Linked DNA regions of Mus musculus: all the other regions are linked to region 2. The links are chromatin loops, found by intact Hi-C in ENCODE. Cell type or tissue: left cerebral cortex. All regions are shown on one strand. Region 1 overlaps Rcor1 (REST corepressor 1). Region 2 overlaps Traf3 (TNF receptor-associated factor 3). Region 3 holds the start of Traf3 (TNF receptor-associated factor 3).

What was found. Peaks named below come from ENCODE experiments on the same cell type or tissue, not always from the same donor. Only the 100,000 strongest peaks of a DNase experiment are listed, where the experiment ranks them.
Region 1: it touches region 2 in a loop (3-fold over the local background); 13 of 42 quality-filtered maps call a loop at or near these places.
Region 3: it touches region 2 in a loop (3-fold over the local background); 5 of 42 quality-filtered maps call a loop at or near these places.

Annotation. Positions count from the first base shown.
Region 1 is chr12:111,085,774-111,090,773 of GRCm38, reverse strand. All of the region lies in intron 3 of Rcor1 (REST corepressor 1), which reads right to left. Among named protein-coding and RNA genes, the nearest start is that of Rcor1, 49 kb to the right of the region's middle. In left cerebral cortex, a CTCF peak has its summit at 2,290 (motif pointing left); DNase peaks (open chromatin) are centred at 1,543, 1,900, 2,299 and 2,810; H3K27ac peaks cover 1,200 bases.
Region 2 is chr12:111,246,717-111,251,716 of GRCm38, reverse strand. Traf3 (TNF receptor-associated factor 3) reads right to left here. Exons shown (of 12, transcript NM_011632.3): 7 at 3,071-3,151; 8 at 513-587. Among named protein-coding and RNA genes, the nearest start is that of Amn, 22 kb to the left of the region's middle. In left cerebral cortex, CTCF peaks have their summits at 255 (motif pointing right) and 2,467 (motif pointing left); DNase peaks (open chromatin) are centred at 282, 1,347 and 2,483.
Region 3 is chr12:111,163,393-111,168,392 of GRCm38, reverse strand. It overlaps Traf3 (TNF receptor-associated factor 3), which reads right to left and starts at 2,023. Exons shown (of 12, transcript NM_011632.3): 1 at 1,791-2,023. All of the region lies in intron 2 of 4930595D18Rik (RIKEN cDNA 4930595D18 gene), which reads left to right. In left cerebral cortex, a CTCF peak has its summit at 3,079 (motif pointing left); DNase peaks (open chromatin) are centred at 2,493, 3,086, 3,488, 3,733 and 5 more places; H3K4me3 peaks cover 3,242 bases; H3K27ac peaks cover 3,045 bases.

The DNA.
Region 1 (5,000 bases), 160 kb after region 2:
GTCCCGAGTTCAATTCCCAGCAACCACATGGTGGCTCACAACCATCTGTAATGGGGTCTGATGCCCTCTTCTGCTGTGTCTGAAGACAGAGACAGAAAAACAACAAAGGTAAGACAGTTTGCTAAGTCAATGATGGTGGTATCTGCCCCCAAAAGTAGAGACAGCACAGGCCAGCTATGTTCATGAAGGGTCAGGATCCAATCCAAGCTCTGCCTCTATTTACTGCGCAAAAAAAGTCAAGACTGACCTTGAACTTGTGGCAATGCTTTTAGTGCTTCGCTATAGCAACTTATAGGTTTCTACTATTTAATAAAAATTTCGGTTACTATCATTTTGGATTTACCTTCAAGACTGTGACCCAAAGGACTGGGCTTTAAAAAATTAAAATGTGGTCTGGCAAGGTGGCTTTGAGGTAAAAAGAAGCACTCATTGCCAGTCCTCACACACACATGAACCCTGGAACAAGGAGAGGGTCAATGCAGCAAGCTTCCCTCTGACCTCTACACCTGCAACAGTGTGAATATACACACCCAAAATTTAAATAATTAAAACTAAAGTGCAGTTGTTCAAGGTAGTGTGCCTAGAGAGCAGCCAAGTTTCCCAAACCAGCCAATGCCAGCTACCATGAAGACAGAGTTGCTCCGCTCTCATGTCCACCAACCTAGCCTTGCCTTGCCTTGCCTTTCCTTTCCTTTCCTTTCCTTTCCTTTCCTTTCCTTTCCTTTCCTTTTTCATCTATTTGTTTGTGACAGTGTCTCTCTACGTAGCCCTGGATGTCCTAGAACTTGCTATGTATGTAGGCCAGGCTCGTCTTAAACCCAGAGACCCCAACTGTAATTTGTTTTGAACACTGAGTGTCCACTGTCCCCAGCAGAGCTCGGTCGCCTAACTGGGAACATCAGCCACGGGCATCCACTCTTCTTGCTTTTCTTGAAATGTTCTTCGGAGTTAGTTACACAAATACTAATTTTGGTAGGCCTCTCTGCTACACTACCTGGTCCTCACTTCTCTGATTTTCTGAGAGAGGTGGACACCTACCCCCCACCCTACTTTGCACAGGACAGCATTTGGTACAAGCGATGAAATGGGAGATATGCATTAGCTAAAAACTCCCTCATGGTTAAAAGCCCTTCCATGAAAATAAACTTTCCGCCTAAGAAAATCAACTCTGCTCTCATAAGAACAAAAGCTTACAGGAGCTTAAAGGAAATGAAATGGCTCAGGAGAAACACAAGTCCCCTGAGGATCTCTCCAGGGGAGAGTCCGTGTCTGTCTCTGTAAGGGGCTGAGGGGTCCTGTGCAGAACCTCTTGGGGACCAAGGCAGGAGGTCCACAGAGGTCACACAGCTTAAGCAGCAGCACAGTGGCTCTGTCCCCAGGGCATCCTGCCCACGCTTGGGAGAGGAGAGGCCTGTCGCTGACTGACTACTCCCACTGACACCCGCCTGCAGGTCAGAAGCCTCAGACTCAGCACTGGGCAGACTCCGTCTGCGCTGACATCACCACCATGGCGCAGTGCAGGGCTGTTTACTTGACAATTATATCCAAACAGGCCTGGAGAACCACCTGATATTAACTCTGATGGTGACAGATCTGCACCACTGTGATCATAAAACAGAGACTGTATTAATCCATGGCTTTTTAGGGTTGCAGTACTCACTCACTATTTGGTGTAGCTTGAACAGAGTAAAATACAGCATGATCAAAGGAATGTGATAGAGGCCAAAGGCAAGTAACAAAATATGCCTTGGCTTGCGCTTTGTTTCTATGTTAATATTTTTAACCCAATGAAACAAAGTCCTTAGAGTAGCAAGAGTTTCAAATTCAATTGCAAAAGAAAGAACAGATGAAAGCTGCTATGGTAACCAATTCACCCTTCCCTCCCCCAGACACTGCAGATTCAGAAACTGTCATCCTGAGTCGGTTACAGAGTAGGAGGCTCAGACCATAAGGCAGGCTGAGGACAAAGCTTATGGTCTTAATGGAGCTTAGAAAAAGACTATAACGGTTTGCAGTGGCACTAGGTACTGCAAAGGAAACACTACAGTAATTTCTGTCATGGCTTAAAATTGAGACTGCCAAACATTTCTAAAGAATGTAATAACAAGATTGGAGATGCTGCTCAGTAGAGCGTTATGCCTGGTGTGCACAAGGTTCTGGGTTCAATCCCCAGAACAATGGAGTATGATAAAAAAAAAAAGACCATGGCATTTCCTTTTATTATTATGAAAGAAGTTATCCCTAAGACTCACATAGAAGCAAAAGGAACATTTACGTACAACAGTTCTGCCACCTGGTGGACAAAGACATTACTACAGCCAACATCTGAACCCTGACTATCTTGAAGGAACAAGAGAAGGCAAGTCAGAAACAAGATAACTATGCTGTTTGTTACTATTCCCACTGCGTGCGTGCCCATTCCCCAGCCACCAGTGAAGACCACCATGGAGAGACAAGAGATGACTGCTCCATCCCAGCGCACAGCGCAGGAGGCTAAGTTCTCTTCAGGTCTTAAGTGTACTTCTCTGTAACTGGATAATTCTGTCCTCTTTTCCAGAACTCACATTTGCATATCAGTGTAAGAGTGAGCAGACCAGGCACACCTTTACCCTCAGCCCTCAGGAGGCAGGTGAGTCTCTATGCGGCCAGTTTGGACGTCACTGTGAATTCCGGACCAGCCAGAGCTACATGGTGAGACCCTGTCTCAAAATAGTCAGACACACACACATCCCTTCAACTCTTCCAGACCTGTCCCTAAGCAGGGAGCTGAACACTCACAGCAACCTTATTAACTGTGTGTACTTGGCTGTGCACGAAATAATTCAAAGACTCAAGATCTGCCTGGCTTTAATAGGGAGGGTGGGGTAGAGGGCGGCATAGACTAAGACAGTGCGTCATCTCTCTATTCTTGAGCAGAATGGAAAGAAAGCAGCCTTGGCTTCTCCTGAGAAACTGCTAGCTGAACTCCTTTGCTCGACTACAGAACAAGGATGAGACTCTTCGTCAGTCCTTCATAGAGTATTAGGAAAACATTTAAGATACACACGTGTAAACAATTATCAAATCAACTCTGTCACAACATTTCTTTTTTGCAGTGCTAGAAATCACACCTGAAGTTCCTTCCATCCATGACAGGCAAGTGCTCTCCTACTGAACACAATCCCTTTTATGTTTCTTTTCTCAGTCCTGAGAAACAAATCTAGGCCTTTCCTATGTTAAATCAATTTTCTGCCTCTAGGCAACACCTTCAGTGCCTAACGTATATTTGTATTTTTGTTTGTTGGCTTTTCGAGACAGGGTTTCTCTGTGTAGCTTTGGCTGACCAGAAACTGAGCTCTATAGACCAGGCTTTTCAGAGTATTGGGATTAAAGGTGTGTACCACCACTGCCAGGCTCCTGATATATTTATTTCATTCATGCCCCAAACTTCCTTTTAATGACTAGAGACTGCCTTACAAATGACTCATTTCAAGGCCACCTTCAACTAGGTCTTAGGCAGGCAGGATAGTGGCAATCGGAAAGCTGTTTCCATCTCTGAATCCCAGTGCCTTGAGTGGTTTACCTGTCTAACCCTGTATTTGTAGGCCTAGCAGTGAAGCAAGCTGTATACTACAGGAAGCTGACCTGCTTCACCCAAGTCACTTCCTCTCTATGCCTGATCCTTCTGGGCATGGGGGACAAAGTTAAGAATATGTTGAAGGGGGCCAAGGGGACTTACAAATCCTACCACTTTCAATGCTGCAACCTTGTGTGAAGCTACTCTTCATTCAGCACAGACACTGTGGACACTGCTGGAGAAACAGGCTCTTCAACAGCTTGCAGCACAGGCTGCAGCAGGATAGTCTATAGTAAATTATCTATTGTATGTATCAGAATCCATCCTCCAACAGACTTCTTAGATCTACTTTATGGCTAGTGCTACTCCCTGTAGCTATTTGGGCCCTTGTGGAATTCTCCTTACAGTTGAAAAGAGAAGTAACTCAAACAATTAATTACAATCGTCTTAAATTACTTATATAGGCAGCCTGCTCTGCAGAAAGAAAGAAGTCCTTCCCTGTGAGGGTTTCAGCATGCTTTAACCTACTCAAGTGCTATTTATAGGAAGGAGACTAGAAAACAACAATTAACAACAAAACCCACAAAACCCATAAGTATTTGAGGATGGAACTTGGTTTAGAGCTAATGTGACGGTATCCACAGAATGCACACACAGGATGTGTGAGCCCCAAAATCTCCCCAAACAAAAACATCCATATGGTAGGCTGAAGGATTATCAATGACTTTTAATAATGAAAATAAACTTGTCTGTAAGTAATGTACTTCCCCCAAACCCATTTGACAGTAACTTTTTACATATTATGGTCTAATCTCTTAAACACTGAGATGTCCTTTATGTAATCATAAAAAAGTATATTAAATTCTTCAACAGTGCTTTATTCTCTGTCCACAATCCAATCTGGCTAGTTATTGCATTATAGTTGACAAATTTAAAGTACATCCCAGTTAATTTCATCCTTACATATGCATTTTTTTTTAAGTGTAAACAGAGAGTCATTATCACACCTAAGAAAAGCAGCAAAACTCCTGGGTAAGAGCAACGGATGTTACACCCGCTAGGCTGTCTACAGTACGTAATCCAAATCCAGCGGTAACGCAGAGGATCATGAGCAAATCCCTCTATCCTCTTCTGGTAGCAACAGTAAACTAGTCTCACCACTTTAGAAAATTATTTGGCACTGACTTTTAGCTGAGCAGATGAGACACAAAAATAGGTCAAAGAATGTTTCTGTAGTAATGTTTGTTGTAAAAACTTAAAGCAACTCCCCTCTGTTGACAGGAAGGACAAGCAAATTCTATCGAGGCAGCCGAGAAGCAAATGTAGAGGGTGGATTGGGGGGACACACTGACAGGCAAAAGCAGCCCAGCATGGAAGACAGCTTCAGGCACTCCATTTTAGCCCAGCTCTTCATACAGCACGTATTAGGGACCAGGAGTAGGTA
Region 2 (5,000 bases):
AAAAAATAGAAAACCAGATACAGGTTTGTGAGGATAACGCCATTTCCCGAGAAGCAGGCTTTCTGCAGACTTGCTCAGTCAAATCCACCCCTGGCAGGGGTCAGGGTCAGCACACACGTGTAAGCAAAGCATTATGGACACCCATGTGTGATTCTCTTTCACTAAGGTCTGACAAATGATGTCAAAGCTCCATCTAGTTTACAGTCACTGATACTTGGTAATGATACAGTTAAAGCAGCCACAGACTCCAGCAGGTGTCACTGCGCTGGTTCTTACTGTCGCAGGCGCTGTCAGCAGGGCACCCACGCTGTTCGCCTGAGTCTTAGAACACCCTGGCCTGACAAGTGAGCCCCGCACCAGCTGCACGCATGTGGCCTTTTGCACTCATGCAGCAGGTGTTATGATTTCATGAGGAAGACTAAAAGAGCGAGAACTCAAATGCTGAAATATTATGAGAACTTGCTTCAATGGCAGATGTCAGTAACTGGGAAGGACAAATGTTGGATACTGACCTGAAAAACGCAGCCATAGCGCTTAAAACTACAGGTGCTGGGGGCATTGACACACTCGGACAAGTGTGCACTCAACTGCAACGGGAAAAAGACATGAGTTGTGACACAAACGTTTGCATGAAAATGTTCAAACATATCAGGGCACAGAGAGCATCCAGGCTGTGCTGTCAAGAAGGCTGTTTATCAGCTACAGGTGTGTACACGTCATCTGCTCGCTGGACTTCAGGCAGTAAAATACAGTTTTATCACAAGTAAGCACGTATACACACCAATATACATAAATACATTTACTGCAACAGTTCTTAAACTTCCAATTTTCATAGAATGAATTATTCAAACTGTGACATGCCGTCTGAAGTGCCAGAGTTAAAAAAGGGAAAAAAGAAAAAGAGAAAAACAGAATGCACATTTAAAGACTATTAACAAAAACTGTATGAAACACAAAAAAATCAGAAAGCATTTGGGATACAACTGAGTCACACACCTACTATACAGTACACAAAAATAAACCCATTTCCAAAGCAAGCTCACATACAGACGCTAGTAATCCTTGAGCTGGCTGGAGGGCGTCTCTTTTCATTGAGGAGCCTTTTTCCTGCATATTCAAAAGCTCACAAGCACTTCAGAGACTTCTGTAGCAAGTCTAACAACAGGAATCTTATGCTGTCTCAACTGACAGAGGGAAAATCAGGAGTGCCTAGAAAAATCTAAGCTATCTTGAGAGAAAACCGCTTCTTATTTAGTTCCAGGATGCCCCAAGCAAGCGACAAGGGAACTGAAAAGACACATCCTAAAGACACACTGTGTCCGCCTGGGCTTGTGTCGCTGTGGGTGGAATGCACTTCTCGAGCCTGATGCTTCTCACAGCTCAGACTGCATCATCTGTGCAGATGTGGGAGGGTACGGGTTTGTAGTTTAGGAATCTTGCTCAGTCTACCAGAACCAGGGCGGTTGTTCTCTCTGCTTGGTGTTTAGGAATGAGGCAGACAGGGACCCATTTCCCCTCTGCTCACTGACCCTTCTACACAGCTGAGGAGAAAGGCGACCTGGAAAAGGGTCCTGAGGCCCCACCATAACCAGCCATATGGCAACGTTATCAAGGCAGTTGTATAGATCAGCATCCCAGCATCCTCGTCAGTTTCCCTGAATCCAGCCAGGATGCCCTGGGCTGGACTTGCAGGAAGCACCCAGAGGCCCCACAGGCAGGTCAGCACAGACTCCTGGTCACAGTTGGTTTAAACCTTTAGAGTTTAACAGTCTCTCAGGGCCACTGTTACAATTTCAGACATGACCAGCTAAGACTTCTAATGCTAAACCAGGTCACACTGCTCTGACATGCATTTCCACAGTAAACTCACTGCCTTACCCTTTCCTAACCTGGCTTTATTATCAGTGGATTGGGAGCCCTAGAGAGCATACAGAAGCTTCAGAACAGAGCACATCAGTGCACAGCTCAACAGCTGTCTCCTTTCACTAAAACCAAGAAACATGCAGTCTAAAATTTCATTTTCAAATAAAAGTAACTTGGAGGCAAATTTTCATCTTATTTAGGAGCTCTGAGCAGACAGAAGTGAAGTAAGGGTTATAAGTTCTGGGAGTCACCTCAGGAGTTAGACCTGCACCTGCAGAAGGATCTCCTACTGTCCCAGGAGGGTCATTCACTTGTTCCCCCTCAGGGCCACCCTGGGGCACATTGGAGTCCTGTCCTGGGAGACTGTACCTAAGACAGCAGGGTCCTCACTGTCTCCTCCTAGATGGGGCCCACACTGGCCCTTCTGTTCCATACGAAACATCTCAGGCTCCCTTCCTGTAACTGCCCTGGAGGATGCCCAGGCTGCTAGAGAAGACTCGAGTGACCAGGCTCCAAAGATCAGAGCAACCATGGGGTTCAACCACGTAGTGGCTCACAACCATCTGTAATGGGATCCAATGATGCCCTCTTCTGGTGGGTCTGAAGACAGCTACAGGGAACTCATTTAAATAAGATATATAAATCTTAAAAAAAAAAGTTGGGAATCCCTGGAATTTCTCACATGAATCCATCCATATAGACAGATCAAATGAGAGCAATGATAAACATCTACCCTTTTACAGGAGTCCCTGGGCAGGCTGCAGTGTGTAGTCACTGGGGCTCCTCACATGTGCCCTTAAGGATGCTCACACACAGACACCTACGCTCAGCACCTCTTTTCCACCTAGCCTGCCTGCCCGCCCTGGAGGTCAAAATTGTCCTAGAAGGTCTGAATACATTCTTCTGAGACAATATTATTGAAATCCATTATTTTGTAGATTTAAAAACAGTGCTTCAGAAACCCCTGAGAGTACCACCTTCCATGTGTAGATAAAGTATTCACATCTTTCTAATTCTTAGGATTTTCAACCCTGAACCTTTTGTAGCTTTTTGTTCGTCTGACTTCCACAGACTCCCTGTCAGTTTTGTCTGCCCTGGTACACACATTACCACAGTCAATCACGAAGTCTCTAGATGCCCGTAACTCAGAAGAATGGAGCCTATAGCACACGGGACCACTGTCACAGTGCTCCTGATTGGGCCTTACCTCACTCCTTAGAAGAGTCTGAACGCTGCACTTGTGAGGGCAGGATACCACCACACAGGGACAATCTGTGTCTTCATGTTTCTACAAAGAAAAAGGGAATATGGCAACTCTGGAACACCAAAGCCCGTCCTGGTGGCTGCCCGTCAGCTCTCCCACATGGAGACAAAGGAAGCCTGTCCAGAGCATGAGAGTCAGGAGCCTTGAGACGTCAGGGCACGACCTACTCACAAGGAACTAGTAAACAATGCTGCTGGTGGCATCTGACCACAGATCAAGGGCGTATGGACAATTTGGGGTTGGTCAAATGCCCATGTTCAATGTGGAGTCTGAACAAGACACCCCTTTAACACGAGGAAATGGCACAGTTTCTTGGATTCTGTCCTGAAATCTTATCAAGATTATCTTTAGTACACAAGTATGGATACAGTTTGGTCTAGGCCTACTGCATTGGTGTGATTCTTAGCTCTGTAGAAGACAGACAGGGACTGGTAATCTCAATGCCAGGGGCACCTGGCAATGTACAGTCCCTGGGGCTCCACAGACAAAGCAAGGGCAAGAGCCCTGTCCAGGACCCAAGAAAGCGGCAGGAGACCCACAATGGAGGCAAAGACAGGAGTGCAGCACAGCAGCATCGCTGGTGCGGGGCGTTCAGCAGTCCTCCCTCCAGGGCCCCGGGGCCCTTTCAAGTCTCAGCAGGTTGTCTAGTTCCTGGGGCCTTCAGTGACATTTGTCTTCAGGTGTATAAATGGACGATGACACTTGCTCCAGCCTCAGTCTAACGAGGCAGGTACAAAGCCAAGACAGTGGCCACACAAGGGAAGTGTTTAACAGAGAGCACTGACCTGTGAGGGTACCAGGCTCAATCTCATTGAAATCTTGAAGGCCTGGGCTTTCTAGGTATGCAGCCTGCATCTGCAGAGCAGGTCTCAGAGTCTCCAAGAGTACCTGGTGAGCAAGTCCACCACCATTCTCTACTGACTGGACAGGGAGAGCCTAATCATAGGCCTCTCTCAGGGGACAGCCTGCACCAGGACCCCATCATGGGGGGTTTAACATGGATCCAGAGTTTCTAAGTACCACAAAGTCAAGGCATTCTGTATGTTTCAGTGGAAAAACCCTAGTAATGTGCCTTGCTTCTCTGATACCTACCACATCTGTAAACCAAGTGTGAGCAGACCACCCTCCCAAGAGCCAAGGCCACAAGGCCACAGAGCAGCATGGGACTCTGAAACATGGCAGAGGCATCACAGGGACTCTGCCGGCTCCTGGAACCCACACTCACCCACCCTCGTTCTCTGGCTGGACACTCGCCTGTTGACTCATCAACATCGGCAGAGTAGAAGGAGAAGCCCAGGATGGCACTGGAGGAGATAAGGTGAGCAGGGCGGGGAGGGGAGGGTAGGGTAGGACAGGCTAGGAGGTCAACGCCAGTATCTTCATATGTACTTCTGCACACATGAGAGTATCCGGAAGAAGGTTTTAAGAGCATCAAAGGATGCACATCTTTAAGATAGATTTTGATGAATTGTTGCCAAATTTCCCTCCAATAACCTGACCCCAGTCTGGAATCCCATTATCGCCAGAAAGCATAGTCCTGCATTTTATCAATTCTACCACACTCTCTAATCTAGGACAGCCTAATGGGAAGATACAATGTGGGATCCTGCAGCTCAGAGATTGTGAATTACCAATCATGAACATTTCTTTTCACTGAACTGCCTGCCCAGGGCTTCTACCTAGGAAAGTGATTGCTAGTGTCCTCCCAGAACACTGTCCATGCCCATTCAGAACATCTGCATGGACCTACCAGGCCTGGGTCTTTGTAGCTGTCGTGAATTAAGACAAGGCCCTATGTCTCATGACTGGCATTCTTAGAGAGGCAAGGACTTGGGCTCCCACCACTTAGTCACCTAAACACAGAGCGAGAGTA
Region 3 (5,000 bases), 83 kb after region 2:
TCCTAGCAAAAGTGTTTAGAGAGAAATCTCAGACACAGGGAGAGCAAGCATCCGTTCCTAGATCCCAGGTAAATGAAGGACTTTCTTCAAAGCACCAGCAAGAGCAGCAGAAACAGACTGCTGCTACTGCCTGTTTCCAACGGAATGTCTCTGCAGCCTCCTCACTGAGGCCATCTTATTAATTCCAAAAAGAATGGATAGCATCCAAAAAAAAAAAAATTGGTTTTCTTTTCCCTCACAGAAAAATTCACATGAATGTCTTGTTTAAAAAATGCTGGAATTCTCCCTGGCCAGATTTTTGATTCCCCGACTTCTGCATTGTGACAGCTGGAACAGATGGTGTCTGGGTGAGACACCTTACATCTTAAACCTTGTCCCTGATAAGGTCTGATTTCAAACAGTGAGGCTGGACCCCAAGGTCTGCCAGGATGTATCACCAGACCCTACACACAGGGTTTTCTGACTCCTGTGATAAATTTCCCAGTTTTCAATTTGCTCTGGCCAAAGAATTTTCACCTTCAGACTAGTTCTTAATATATAAGATGTCACAATATGGCGAAAAGGGAAACATTTCCTCTCCTTTAAGTAAAGGATGGCTGTACACTATTTTGCTAAACACCCTACAATGATGCAGTATTTTCAACAGGCCATTTTCCAAGATCTGAAAAACACCAGAAGGTTTTAAGAGCTGACTGAGGGTTCCCCTGAACAATTTCTACATATAAGCATTTTACACACAATACAAAACAGCATTTCTAAAGATTTCACTTGTGTATCTAGTCACAGAAATGCTACCAAAAAAAAAAAAATTATGGCTCCTCTTCAGTTGTATGCTGTGAATGTAAATTAAGATGACAATACAACACTCGATAAACCCTTTAAGACTCCACAAAAAAAGAGCATACTTACAAATGTGTGTACGTAACACACACACACACCCTTCTATTTCATTCTCAAAACTGAGTCAAAGCTCAGTACAAAAGCCGTGAAAATAAAATCAGTTCCTTCAACCGATCATTAATCTGAATGCTTCTTCGATTTCAGAGCACGTCCACAACACTTCACCCATTTGCATGTTGTTGCCGTTTTAAATTAAAGGTAAAGAATTGTCCACGCAGAATTCTCTCTAAAGGTCTAATCCTGATACCCGGGTCCCCAACCGGTGGTGATGACAGTGTAGAAACGTGGCGAAACGTACATGAGCCATAGCCTGGCGCCTCCAAAACCTGCAAGCCCCGCGGCAAGGATCGTTTTAATGGCTCGCCCGTGGGGAGCCCACTCTGACCTTTGGTGTTAATCGAAGGTGGAAGGTGTGCATTCGGCCCCAGCTGGATCCCAGAACCGCCTGCCTTCCAGCCTCTCTGCAGCTCTCCGACTATGAATCAGTCATTCATCTGCAGAGCAATGACTCAGTATAAACTTTTAAATAATGGCTCAAAAACCCACCTCCACCAGCCAGGGCGAGCACGCTCATCTATGCGGGCACCCTGTCTCCGCCGCTCCGCACCGCGCCAAAGCCCCGGGCCTCGGAGATGCTGACGGCTCGGCACCCCTCGGGGCGGGCACCCAGGGCTCGAGGCCTGCCTGCCCCGTCTGCCCGGAGCGCCGGCGCCTCGGGCCCGGAGCTGGCCGCACACACAAAGTTTCCAAAGTTGGGGCGGCGGGCGGGCCGCACCGCAGACGGTGAGGCGGCCGGGCCTGGCAGCGAAGGACCCGCCGGGCCCGGGGCCGCCGCCGGGATGGAGCCGCCCGCCGCCCCGCCGCCCGCCGCCCCCGGCCCGCGACCTTACCCCGAGGCCCGCCCGTTCGGCCGGCTCAGGGGCGCCGCGCGCATCCTCCGCCGCCTTCTGCAGCGTCCAGCTCCCCGGGCAGCCCCATGTCGGGGGGCGGGGAAGGGCCGGCGGCCGCCGCCGCCGCCGCCGGCTGGAAAGTCCCTGCTGGGCTGCAACCCGGCTCGCGCACGCGGCGGCCGCCGGCCGCGCCGCCTCACGCACCCTCGCGCTGGCACTTCCTCTCGCGCGCTGGAAATCCCCGCGGGCCGCCTGGGCGCGCGCCCCAGCGCGCCCGCCCCCGCCGCCCGCGCGCGCCTCCCCGCCCCCCCCCTCATCCCCTTCGGCTGGCGCGCGCCCGCGCCCGTTGCTAGGGACCCTCGGCCCCGCGCTCGCCGCCGGCCTTAGCAACGGCGGCGCGCGCCCCAGGCCCTCAGGGCCCTGGCCCCTCCGCGCGCGCGCGCGCGCCCTCGCGCCCCGCCCGCGTCCCGGTCTTTCCGGGTCAAAAAGCCAGTCGAGCGGAGGGGAAGCAAGGAAGGTTCCTCGCCTTGCCACCTCGACGGGCGGCCCAACAGTCTCGCCTACTCGGGCACTCAGGTCCTTGCACCTGTAGAAGACACTCACTCGCGGGCGCCCATTGACACGCGTGCAGAGTTCGTTCCTAGTGTCTCCTGTCCAAGAACACACATCTTCACCGACAGAGTTCACAGGCAGGCGGGCAGGTCTCACAGTCCACATTAGCACACAGCCATGCCACCCTCACACATGCCCCTCGTATGCTCACAGGCGGGTCTGGTACCATCTGACCCAGCTCTAGGGGTTTAGCAGAGTCCTCCTCGGCTCCCTACATACCCACCCGAAGTGGATCTGCCCTGTGTGGACAGGGTGGCCAATTTGTCCTGGGTACTTCTCTAAGCCAGGGACACCCATTTCTCCAGCAGCTTCATCTTGCTGTCTCATGGTCACAGGGCCCCACCAGATGTCCCTACTGCCATGGCAAGATGGGAGCAAATGGGGGTCTATCCTTACAAAGTTCAGACACTTGAGCAAAGAGGCCATGATTGTTTCCAAGTCATCTGGAAGCTCACACATCCCTTCTCAATAAAGTTTGTCGGATCCTAGGCTGGAACGGAGACCAGTGTGACCAGGCTGCGCAGGAAGTCCAGCATCTTCTGTCCAGCTTACCTCATGGAATGTTCTAGAAGCCTGGATAGTCTGACAGGACATCTCTGAATGCAGTAGCCCAACAGGTGCCTGTTCGAGAGCCCACATAGGCCTTGCTAGCCAGGCTCAGCTAGGCCAGTGGCGCCCTCATCTGGGCCACAGGCCACAGTTCTGAGTTCAGAGTCAGGTCAGATCCAGGGTTCCCCAAGGCAACAGTGCTAGAACGACAGTCCCATCTATGAGGACCCTGGAGCTCACTATTAGCCCCTTTCCCCTCGTGGGTGTCTTTAATGGCCCGGAATGCTCAGAGTGCCCCTGCCTTCTTTAACCGTGTTCTCAGACCTCTACTGTTCGACCCCAGCCCTGTCCAGGGCACCTTTCTCACACGCCTTTCACGGCACAAGGAAAACTGCCCAAATCCAGAAAGGCTTCCTTCTCTAGGCTGCACTATTTGGACTCTTTTCAAATAAGCCACCAGGCAGAAGGTACAAAGACCTGTGCGTGGGGCTTCCTATGGCTGCGTGGCTCCTTTTATTCTCTGCCAAAGCACTAGTAAGCCTTCTTCAGAATGAGTGGGTAGAGTCCAGCCGCGTGGAGCTCTCTACGGGTGAGACCAGCTGCTGCTCCCCCACCCCGAGCCCTTCTTCTCCCATTTAGCAGCTCCAGACCCCCTGTTTTGGGGAAACACAGAGGGCAGCATAAAGAAGTTTGCCCCATCAGAGCCAGGGCTTTGGGGGCGGGTTTCTGGCCACCGCAGCGCCAGTTGCTGGGCAGAAGTGATGAGCAGTACGGAGAACCAATCAGAGGGCTCTGCTCTGGGCATTTCAAAAGCAAAGCTGGCTGTTCCCTATGGCAACGCTGAACAACACGCCGACACTGTTTCTGGACAAAGAAATTTCTCTCAGGAATTTATGTGGCCTCTCATGCTCAGTTTGCTGCATTTTAGGATGCATGCAGGTCTCGTGATGACTCACCGAAATGCAACTGTCCAGAAAGCCGCTCCCATCTGTTGTGCTAAGAGGAAAAGTATTCGTCGCATGGTGTCGGGGGCTTCAGGCCTGTGAACAGGTGTCATCAGGCCCCTCCCAGTGCCTCAAATGACAGCTCCAGGAGCAGAAGCCACCTGCCCCTGCAGGGCAGATGTGTGCTGAAGTGAGCTGACATTTCGCTCACTAAAACATTAAATACTAGCAAAGGAGAGACACACAGCAAAATTATAGTTTCAGTAAGACTTCTCAGCAAGTAGCTTTCAAACCTGTTGAATATGTGATACACACCCACATATTCATCAATACTTAATCCCAAACATGTAATGTGCTCTGATTATTCTGGTCTACTTGTTAATGTTTAAATGATTTTAGTTACTTATGTATCCAGTGTGTGTGTGTGTGTGTGTGTGTGTGTGTGTGTACACTGTGCATATGGGAACACACATCATGATTAAGTGTGGCGGTCAGAGGACAAAAGTCAGTTACCTCCCTCTGCCTTGTGGGTCACTGGGATCAAACTCAGATTGCCCGGCTTCACAGCAAGCATCCACACCTACTGAGCCAGCTTGCTGGCCCTATCTAGCTATTAATTTTAATACAGGGTTCCACTATGTAGACCAAGAGAGCCTCAAACTTGAAATTCTCACCTTCCCAAATGCTAGGATTACAGGCAAATTCCACTGCTCCCTAGCAAGCTTGGGTCTCTCTGGAGTTCTCTCTCTCTCTCTCTCTCTCTCTCTCTCTCTCTCTGTCTTCTGTAACCAAGGCTGGCCTCACGCTCACTATGTAGCTTCTATTACTTATTTTTATTATACTTTTAGTTATTTTTATTTGAGGTGGGGCACACTTGTGGAAGTTAAAGAACAATTCACAAGAGTCTATCCTTTTCTTCTACCATGTAAGACCTGGCAATCAAATTCAAGTCAAAAGGATCGGAATCGAGTGCCTTCACCACTAAGCCAGCTCAGCTCCCAATTTTATTTTTATCTATTTTTATTTTTATTTTTTAAATGCTGATCATGATGTCTAAACTTACTGGAGATTCGTGGCCACAAGTCCAATACAACATCTTTTGACT